2 separate regions of the Homo sapiens genome follow, and region 1 is linked to region 2. Evidence: read pairs that join two places in POLR2A ChIA-PET (ENCODE). Cell type or tissue: PC-9. All regions are shown on one strand. Each heading gives the region's core, and the rest is flanking DNA. Links, peaks and the distances in the headings are about the cores only.

Region 1 (5,393 bases), core at 334-5,333, 86 kb before region 2:
ATTAAATATATAATGAGTGATCAATTAAACTGTAGCCATAGTAAAAATTATCATTCACTTACAAAGAATAAAAAAAAATCTGTGGAATAACTGACATTTTATCCCAGTCACACTATGCTACCCAGGCACTAGATACAAGACCCATTAGGGAACATAGCTGAGAATTAGAAAATATCAAAGAAGAAGTTTCACAGCACATATTCAAATGTCAAGTACTCTGAATGAATGATATTTTCATAAAAGCAGGCAAATGTGGAAAAGATTGTTTCAACTATATTGAAGTCTTTCATTATGTCTATACCATGAACAAATAAGGAGTAGTTAATTTGTTCTTTACATATCAACAAGAACAACCAAAATACTTGCAATTGTGATATAAGGAACAATACAAAATGAAAACTGTACATGAAATATAATTTTACTGCAGAATATATCAAATGGATTGTAACTGAAAAATCACAGTACTCTGGGGTGATATCTAGCTTAACTCAAAAACACATTTTAAATTTACTTTTTATTTTCTAAAACAGCACTCGGCTGCAACAACAACAACAAAAAAGCAAGTAAGCTAATACTACCATAACAATTACTTCCAACTAAACACATAGAACACATTAATTTCCAGAAATTTAACTTTTCCTTATATTCCCCAAATGGCACATACAAAATACAAAGGGCAAATTTCTTAAGACATACAGTCTTAGGAAAGAAACTAATAAACATTACGCAAATATGTGGAACTACAACAGCTTATGCTTTCAGTCATATTAATTTTTAAGTTGATATGACACCTGTGATTAGCTTAATGGCGGAGTAGATATGGGAATGAGCAATGGTATAGATGAAAGGAGACTGCCCACAGGTTTATAACTGCTGAAGCTGATGGTACATGAGGATTCGTTGTATTATTCGATGTTAAATTTTTCCATAACAGGAAGTTTAAAATTATTTTAAATATAAAGTTGAATTACTAAAGCCAATTTTTATTTAATCAAAATAACAATCTTTTCTGGTCTTTAAATGAGAAGTTAAATATGTTAAATATTTAAAATTCACAAAGCAGCATTTTGTTAAAATTATTTTCCCTTAAAATAAGAAACAATGTTAATCATCTTAATCACAAACTCAAGATAAAATGTTTTAGTATATATTGAATACTTATTAAAAATGCCCTGAGAAGCAACCCTATGATCTGAAATTCTTCTCCCACTGCCAATCTTTAACCAAGTTTTTCCTTTGAATATAATGCCAGCTTTACCCACTGTGCACCACCCAATCCCCATTATTCCCCTTCTTAGCTTGTCTTTCCTCACCCCTTACACTGCCCACTGTTTTGTCTACCAATCACCTAGTGCCTCTCCTCAAGACACAAGCCCTGCCTCACTGCCATTCTCCTGCTCTGACCCTTAGGTCCATCATGAAATGCCAGATTCACTGGGTTTTGCCAAAATGGATCTGATTATCATTTTATCAGATTAAAATTCCATTCTAAATTTTTTTAAAGAAATAAGAAGAGACATGAAGACTCTATACAATTTTTCCAAACTGCAACTCCCTCAAATATTTCAAAATGTCTATACCATTAAGTCCTCACTTAACATCGATAGGTTCTTAGAAACTGCGACTCTAAGCAAAATAACGTATAACAAAGGTAGTTGTTTTGTTTGCATCATTATAATGAAATGACACTATTTGAGGACTTCCTGTATGTTTTCTTTAAAGTCAGTTTCCAAAAACATACCACCGACACGGAGGACTTACTATAGTCCTATTTTTTTAAAAGGACAGAAAGGTAAGGGAGAAATATTATGCTAAATTTCAACAGTAGCCTAAGAAAAATATGCCATATCTGGAAGCAATGGAAGTGAAGTATGCAATTGGTTTTCAAAGGATAAAGTAAAAGGGAGACTCAAAGGAGCAAACAGATCAAAAAAGCTATTCTCCTAGAGATTCAGATCTAACCTGACATGACACAGTTTTTCACCACCCTCCCCAAAAGATGTAGGGTCCACATGCTCAGTTTCCACCCTAGCTACCTGGGTCATTATGCTCCTGAAGTCTAAGGGATGGTGGCAGAGATAATGGGGGAAGAAAAATGTAGAAATAAAAGTTTTTACCCTGTATTAGGTAAAAAGCACAAACCTACTGTCAGCATCTCCTTATTTATCACAAAACAAAGTTCCTGCCTATATTCATATAAAATGTGTCTACTCAGTGAGTAGACACATTTTATATGAATATAGGCAAGAACTCTGAATACATTTTAAGTTCACCAGAATTGAGTTTCAGTGAGATTCTAAGTATACAGAGTGAAGAGAGAGAATATATTGTTTTCAAATTTGAAAGCAGAATCTGTTTAAAGAAGGCTATATGAACTTAATCAGTAACTATAGTATTAAATGACTCAAAACTACAATCCTATGATAAGGTAAATAATAAGAGTAGTTACTGGTATTTGATCCCAATAATCATGAAAGTGACAGCACCCATTAAAGGATCTGCTGAAGGCCTGAGCCAAAACAAAAATGAAGACAAGCACTGTTTTAAACTCAGTATCACATTGTAGAAAACAGGAGACTAACACCTTCCAAAGCATGGAAAGTATAAGCAACATTAACAATAAAATCCTTAAGTAACACAGAAGGACTGTTCAGAGAAGTGAATAAATGGACAACAGAATAAATGGACAACAGAAAAGGTGAGGGAAAACTAGAAAGAAATATGACTAAGATATGATGGATTGCCAGGTAGACAGCTATGCTTTAACAGACGAAGATAATTCACAAGGTAGTTCCCTTTAAATATTTGACTTATCACCAGCAAACTTCCATCTCGATGTAGGACACAGAACCCAAATGGTTAAGATATATAAAGCCTAAATTACATTAAGGAATAATAAAGAAAATAGAAAAATATAATTGAATAATCATTAAAATATTTAAATGCGTGGTAAAGAATAATCTTATAAGAAAGCATTTTTAAGTATCAGATGATAGGAAGTATAAGGTTAGCTATTATTTCTCCAGACTTTTATTATTGAATAACTTGTTTTTACTGAGTTCTAAGTATATTACTTATGCTGTATATCTGCACTTACCTTCACTTACCTTTAATTCCTCTTTAACTTAAATTAGAAACATAAAAGAGCACATCATCTGAGACTGTGTCACCTCCAAAACTATGAGCTAATCTATCTTAATTTATAAATTATACATACATTGAAATGCAAATCAGTAAAAAAGTTTATTTGCTATCATTGCTCAAATGTTCTTCACAGCTCTACAACTATGCTATTCCATTTAACACTTCTTAAATGTTAAAGAAATTTTTTAATGTTATGGCTAAGAAGACTTTTCAAATCTTATCAAATAAATTTAAAAGTCATAAAGAATCATTCAGAAGAATCTAGACTTGCATTTTATATCAAGACACTTTATGTACAGTGTCTTGCACTGTACTGGGCACTGTTTGAATATATGATAACTAACTTATTATCTCCAAAATCTCTGCTAATGCTTGGAAAATAGATCATTCTGCTTTACTTATCATGTATTACTTAATGACTAATGTTTATCAGTATTAACTTCTTTTACATTTAGTAACCTGATAGTTAACTATATATGTTTTCTTTTAAAAAATATATTTTTAGCTAAACGTCACTTTCAAATATTTGAAATATAATTTGTCACCTAAATACACTTCTCCATTGCTCTAATACCACGTATTAAAACACACTACTTTCAGAAATAATAAAAATAGTAACAAGGATGCCCCTGAGCATTCACTAGATATCTACTGTACAAGCTGAGCTGTTTTGAAAGATACTGGAACAAGTGTCATCTTGCAAAACTGGATACAACACAACTTCTTTCTAACACTTTCTAGGTTGTCCACATATCCTTTTAAGGAAAAGACTATGAGAGAGCATTGCTTTAAGAACAACCTATGTGGAACTCAGACACAAGTTATTTAACAAGTCACCCTGTAAATTTTAAAGGCTTTCCATTCCCCCAAATCATGCTTCAATAAGCTATAAAAGGAGAGTTAATATTGGATTATACAAGCACTGAAATTTCCTTTCAAATCTTTCAAAGTCAGATATCTTCATCACAATTCATTTATTTTAAAAAATCAATCATTTATCCAAAAAAACTTTTACATTCAACAAAAGGAATATAATAGCTCCTCTGAAACTATATATTCAAAACAAGTTTAGAGGAAATGCATAAGGACAAAGTGCAAAAGATTTTAATTATTTCATTTTATCCCATCATCTAAATTATTTCAAAGTTTAAAAACATACAAACATAAAACAAGTAAGCATAAAAACAAACTGAAACCCAGTCCCCTCCCTCTACCCAATAACATCTATGAATCCAAAAATAAATATAATGAATTCAATAGTGAGATTTATTCCAAAGCATAACCTATGCTGAAATCAATATGAAAAATTCAAATGCAACATACAAATAAAATTTTTTCTGATAAAAAACAATTGCTTATTAATTACTCTTGATAATATGTCCTATAAGCCTTAGGAAGTGGAAGTATAGCACTAAACCTACAATAAAATAACTTTATGTTAACAAAACTCCGTTCTCAAATCCACAGCATCCACAAAAGTAACAGCTTCACTGCATCAATCAAACTTTGTTTTCATAGGCTTAGCATGTTGCAACTACAATGACATTCACTTTCACCAACTACGATGACATTCACTTTCACCAACTATGATGACATTCACTTTGGCCATTCCTTGATTATACACAGAAGGCAACAGAAAACAAAGAAATGTCCAACTTAGTGCTGATATATCAAGAACATGGGAGGTCATCTCCTGCATAACAATGTGATTCCTGAAATAAGAGAGCTACCATCTCCAGTTTCCTCTTATATATTTTAAGGAAAACCTAATCTCGAGAAATAGCAGTTTTCTCCATTTTGCGGTATGTCATTACTCCCTCTGGTCTTCCTGACTCCTGTCAATTGTTCTGCCTGAGAAAAATTTTGTTGATTTTCCTGTCATCTTAAGGTGAACTGGGCACTCAAAGACAATAGGGCGCAGTATAAAAAGACAGGTACATAGTAGTCTGAGCCATCTAAAATTTTCTCCAGTTATAAATACAGGAGGTTGATTTGCTTACTAATAACAGAAGAGCAGCTTTTTATGCTTCTGGGAAATTCAGTCTCTACCAGTGACTATCAAATGTGCAAAAAGGCACTGAACATACTTTGAAAAAGCATGTTCAATAAGACCACTGTAGGGTAGAATATGTTTAAAAGAACAAAATCAAGAAGTATTTCTTGTGATTTTTGAAAGTAGGTTCAGGAATCAATTTCCAAAATACTACAGGAATTCTAGTCATGTCTAAAGCATCTCAGACTCTTCTCAA
Region 2 (5,393 bases), core at 266-5,265:
AATTCTTCCAGTCTCTCTACAGATTATCCAAATCCAAATTACTTCCATAATTTTAGTGTTTGTTACAGCAAAGTTGTCATAATTTGGGGCCAGAAAAATCTTTATCTTGATGACTGAACTCACCTATTCTCCAATCTTGCTTTTTCTTTGGGGTGCCTTCCTTGTGGACTCTGGTCAAGATTAAACAAGAATAATAGTCCTACTCCTGGTGATTCCCAAGTTCAACCTTACAAATGAAGGGGAAAAGGGGCAGAAAGAGTGATGGTTTCAGGTACCCTAATCTGTATTTGTTTCCTATTGCTGCTTTAGCAAATTGCCACATAGTGGCTTAAAGCAACATAAATTTATTCTTCTTTGGAGTCCAATGTATACTGGGCAAAAGTCGAGGTATCAGCAGGATTCATTCCATCTGGATTATTCAGGGAAGAATGTTTCCTTACCCTTCCAAGCTTCTGAAGTCTGCCTGCGTCCCCTGTCTTATGGCTCCTTCCTGCATCTTCAGAGCCAGCAGCATAATATCTTCAAGTATCTCTCTGCTTTTGCCATCACATTATTTTCTCTGTGTCTCTGATTTACCTGACTTCCTCCTGTAAGGACTCTTAAGATGACATTGGACTCATCCAGATCAGCCAGTATAATCTGCTCATCTCAAGATCCTTAATTTAATCACATCTGCAAAGGCCTTCTTACTATGTAAAGTAACGTATTCATAGGCTCCAGGGTTTAGGACATGGACATCTTTGCTGGCCTATTTTTCAGCCTTCCACAACGGACAATAAACACACAGAACATATTAGATAAGCATTCAAAACCATCAATGAGAGCACACTATGAAACACTATTCTAAGGCCTTTAAATGCATAATCTCTCTTCATTCTCTGGCAATCAAGAATTTTGGCCAAGAAAAGAAACACAGTTTTCAATAAGGAAGCTCAGAAATTATTGATAACTCATAATGATCAAGAGAACAAAGTGAAAATGCCTTAGCATTGTGCTCAATGGTTTTAAGATATGACCCTAACTTTCCTGTCCAATCTCCATCTGCAACCTGTTTACCAATCAAACTAAATTTTCAACTGTTTTCAGAAGCTCCATGGTTTTTCCTTTTCTGCCTTTGCTCAGGCAATTCGTTCCATCTGAAATCTCTTTTCCGCCAACTGTGTATATCAGCATACTACTATTTCTTCTAGAAATTTATGTAAGTGGAGTAATAAAGTTTGTGTTCTTTTACATCTAGCTTCTTTCATTCAGCATATTTTTAAAAGATTTGTCATTTTTTTGTATTGCTAAATAATACTCTATTATATGATGATGTTACAAGTTATTAATATATTGTTGTTGGACATTTGCATTGTTTACTGTTTTGAGTTACGAATTAAGCTTCTACAAACATGGGCACAAATCTTTGCATAGATGTATTTTCATTTTTCCTTTGGTAAATACCTAGGAATGGAATATCTTCTTTGGTGAGGCATTTGTTTAACTATTTTGCCAATTTTAAGATGTGGTTGTTTTTCTTATTTTTGAGTTTGTTGGATATAAAAAGCTCGAGGAATAAATGCTCGGTGCCGTGAAGTAAAACCAGCAGTCAGGCAAAAGTTTAATCCTGTCAGCAAGGCAATTGACTTCTGCAGAAGGGTGCCACTTGCATCAACTAAGATCGCAAGAGCACAGAGAACAAAGGAGACTGGGGGGTTTTTATATCCTTAACGCAATTCCTACTTCTGTGTCCCTCCCCCATGGGTAGGGTCAGACTGCACAATCTGAGCTGACCCTATTGGCTACTTGTACATATTTTTCTAAATATAAAAGGGGAGGGGGACGTGAGCTACAGAGGTGGAGCATGTGAGACGTGCAGTTTCAGGGACACAATGGGTGCAGGTAACCAAGGGAATAGATGTGAGTTATTGATTAGGGATGACAGAAAAGGGGTAGGCTGTTTTACAGTAACTAGGGACAAGGAGGAACAGGAAAGTTGAGTTTGAGAACAAAAGACAAGGAAGTTAGCAGGCTACATTTTTGAAGAGAAACTCAGAGAAATTCATTGTATCTTACAACTCCTCCCTTTTAAATTTTCTTATGATTTTTCTCTTCAAACTCTTTAACATGTCTTGGCTTTGCCGTTTGTTTTGATCTTCTAAAAGGAAAAGCTTACTTGAATAAGGTGGAGGAGAACTAAGGGAGGCTTTAGTAAGTGCTGTTTGTACAATCTTTTGTATTTGCCTATGGATGCATGGTATGACACATCACCTAACGAGTTCGTCTAGTACGATTGCAAGAGAAATAAGAATTGAGGCTATGTTTCCTTTATATTTACCAAACCACTTTCCTAGCCATTCTGAAATAGGGTCATTGACTTCAGAATTTTTAGTTAATGCATTGGATAAAGCAGTAAATCCCTGCAAGGCCTTTGTTATGCTTCCATTGGGAGCAGTGTTGTTTGGGATGAAGGTGCAATATTGGGTTTTAATTATAACACAAACCCTACCTTTTTTGGCTAATAACATGTCTAGAGCTATTCTGTTTTCCCAAGTCATTTGGCTAGTAGGCCTTAATTGGTCAGCTATTCCTTTGATAGCATCCTTGGTGTAATTAATAAACTGTTGCTGATTATAATAGATGTAATTTATCCAAGCCACATTTTTATTAATAGTTACCTGTGGAAATATGGATTTAAATTCTGCAGCTATTTGGTCATGGACTTTGAATCTGTTAGGCACTTCTTGTGGGACTCCAATGACGTCTATGTTAACTTGAGAGTCAAAAGATCCATAAGAGGCTTTTCTTCTTCTTTTTTTTTTTTTGGCGGGGGAGGTGTTGTGGTTTTTCTTTTTCTGGTTGATGAAATGTCAGGGTGAAAGGGATAGCCAATTAGACAAGAGTGTAAGTACCACTCCAGTTACCTGGCAGAGTGTCCAGTAAGTGTTCACCACAATACCACCATACATCTGTTTGAGGATGACTAAGGGCAGACTGATGAGTAAGCTCCTGGAAAGGCTTAAGCTCACGGCATCCCATTAAGCTTCCAAGGAATGCCAAATTCTCCCCCTGTGGTGACAGACACAAGGTGAAATTGACGGGAAAAGGAAGCTGAGTGGTCCTCGGGGGCTGACTCGCAGGGTGTTGGACTTCGGGATATAGCAGAGAGAGAGCCTGGCATGATTTGTTGCCCCAAGCCGTAGAATCCTGGAAGAGAGCTACCATGCAGCCCATGCCCGGTCGACTGGGAGACCATCCGAGTGGAAAGGGGACTCTCTGGGCCTCCAGCCGGCCATGCACACAAGCATAACAACTGCTTTTATTTAATGTACTTGGGAGGTGAGCATGCACAATGTGTTTAGGAAGCTGTATGCATGCCATCTGAGGCTTTCTTCCATTTTCCAGGGGAGTGCCCCTGGAAGGTCATACTCCACCATTTTGTCTCTTAATGTACATGCCCTGGAAGTTGCTTTTCCCTGGTCTCTGCATTCAATTAACCGTTTAGTGCCGCAGGTGTGGACCATAAGGAAATGGCCTCTCCCTGGTGTCAGCTGCCAATTTATCACTTTTAAAGAGGCAATGTAATAAGTGCCAAACCAACACCCGACATTCCTAGTGGGTGGGGGAAGAGCCCTCTCCTGCTGCACTCATGCCTGTCTAACTACATGTAACACACAGAACTTTTTCTTTTTTTTTTTTAAGCTCATCAGCTAATGCTAGTGCTTTTTATGTGTGGCTGAAGTTAGTGTTAGTCTTATGTTAGTGTTAGTGTTTTTTATGTGTGGGTTATTCCAATGTGGCCCAGGGAAGCCACAAGATTGGACAACCCTGTTTTTTACATACATGCCTTTGTCAGATACATGTATTGCAAGTACATCCCAATTTGTGGATTGCTCATTTTCTTAGTGGTGTTTTTTGAAGAGCAGAATTTCTTAGCTTTGATGAATGTCAATATATAAATTTGGTTTTTGGCTTTTGGTACGTAGACCCAAAATAAAATAGATATAAATATCCCCAAGAGCATAAATAATAGCAACATGTAGTAAAATAATTAAGAAGTTATGTATTTTGGATGTTTATTACCTTTGCTTTTATTTATTTTTTTGAGACGGAATCTGGCTTTGTAGCCCAGGCTGAGATTGCAGTGGCGCAATCTCAGCTCACTGCAAGCTCCACCTCCCAGGTTCACACCATTCTCCTGTCTCAGCCTTCCAAGTAGCTGGGACCAAAGGCACCCGCCACCACGCCCAGCTAATGTTTTGTATTTTTAGTAGAGATGGGGTTTCACCATGTTAGCTAGGATGGTCTCGAACTCCTGACCTCATGATCCACCCGCCTCGGCCTCCCAAAGTGCTGGGATTACAGGCGTGAGCCACTGTGCCCGGCCTGCTTTTAATATAATTTATTTTATTGTAAGTTTATATAATTTAATTTTTAATATGACTGTGTTTAACAAATGGCTCCCAGATTTTTGATACATTTTTGAAAATATACCTGTCAAATATTGTCAGCCGGTTTCAGTGCATGACTGCCTGTGGTATCATTTAACATGTCCCTCTATCCTCTATATTTCCTGAAAACTGTAGTTAAATCTGAAAGTTTGCTAGATTCAGATTAGATAGATAGATAGATAGACAGACAGATGCATGGATACTTCAGAAGTGGTGCTGTGTATTTCCTGTTGCCTCACACATCAAGATAAAGTCATGTTTTGAGGGTTTGTGAGGTATGAAAGACTTCTTCCCTCAAAACAAACTCATCCCCCATGACAATGAATAAGATGAATATAAACAAAATGAAAAAGGAGTAAACCATGAGGGAAAAGAGAAAAGAAGAGGAGTTGTCAGGAACAGAATTTGGGATGGTGGAAAGAAAATGAGGAAGGGGTAACAATTTAGTTGGCCAGTGAAGGCTGAAACCTCAGTTGGCTAGTGGGGAAAGAGAATGTAAGCTGTGAAGAAAGTTGTTTGATGTCATGAACCCTCAAAAGGAAGAGGAATTGGAAGAAAGGTCTGTCACTAACATGAAAGTGGGAGTGGATGTAGGGCTGGAAGTCAAAAAAGTAGTTGGAAGTCCAAGAATGCCCTCCCTAATCCTGTGCAGCAACATATTTCCTGAAGAGTAGACCAAAGATTCTAGGTTGTGGGGTACCAGGCATCAGTGAGGCCAGAGCTTCTACTAAAAATGTGGTGAGAGAGGAGGGATAAGTGAAAATCTTTATACTGAATAGTGAGATTCTCCCAGCCACCTTCCCCCACTCAGCTCCACATTGCTATCATCCAGGCATATATCCTTCCAGGTAGAAAATAGGAATATTAGGCCAGGCACAGTGGCTCACGCCTGTAATCCCAGCACTTTGGGAGGCTGAGGCGGGTGGATCACGAGATCGGGAGATCAAGACCATCCTGGCTAAC

What was found. Peaks named below come from ENCODE experiments on the same cell type or tissue, not always from the same donor. Only the 100,000 strongest peaks of a DNase experiment are listed, where the experiment ranks them.
Region 1: POLR2A ChIA-PET joins it to region 2 with 5 read pairs; 2 of 35 experiments call an interaction of 5 or more read pairs at or near these places.

The regions. Positions count from the first base shown.
Region 1 is chr4:15,606,358-15,611,750 of GRCh38, forward strand. All of the region lies in intron 10 of FBXL5 (F-box and leucine rich repeat protein 5), which reads right to left. Among named protein-coding and RNA genes, the nearest start is that of FBXL5, 46 kb to the right of the region's middle. In PC-9, for the core only: no CTCF peak of the experiment used is centred there; no DNase peak of the experiment used is centred there.
Region 2 is chr4:15,692,411-15,697,803 of GRCh38, forward strand. No RefSeq gene overlaps it. Among named protein-coding and RNA genes, the nearest start is that of BST1, 8.0 kb to the right of the region's middle. RefSeq lists an enhancer at 2,725-3,321. In PC-9, for the core only: no CTCF peak of the experiment used is centred there; DNase peaks (open chromatin) are centred at 2,181 and 2,941; H3K27ac peaks cover 1,776 bases.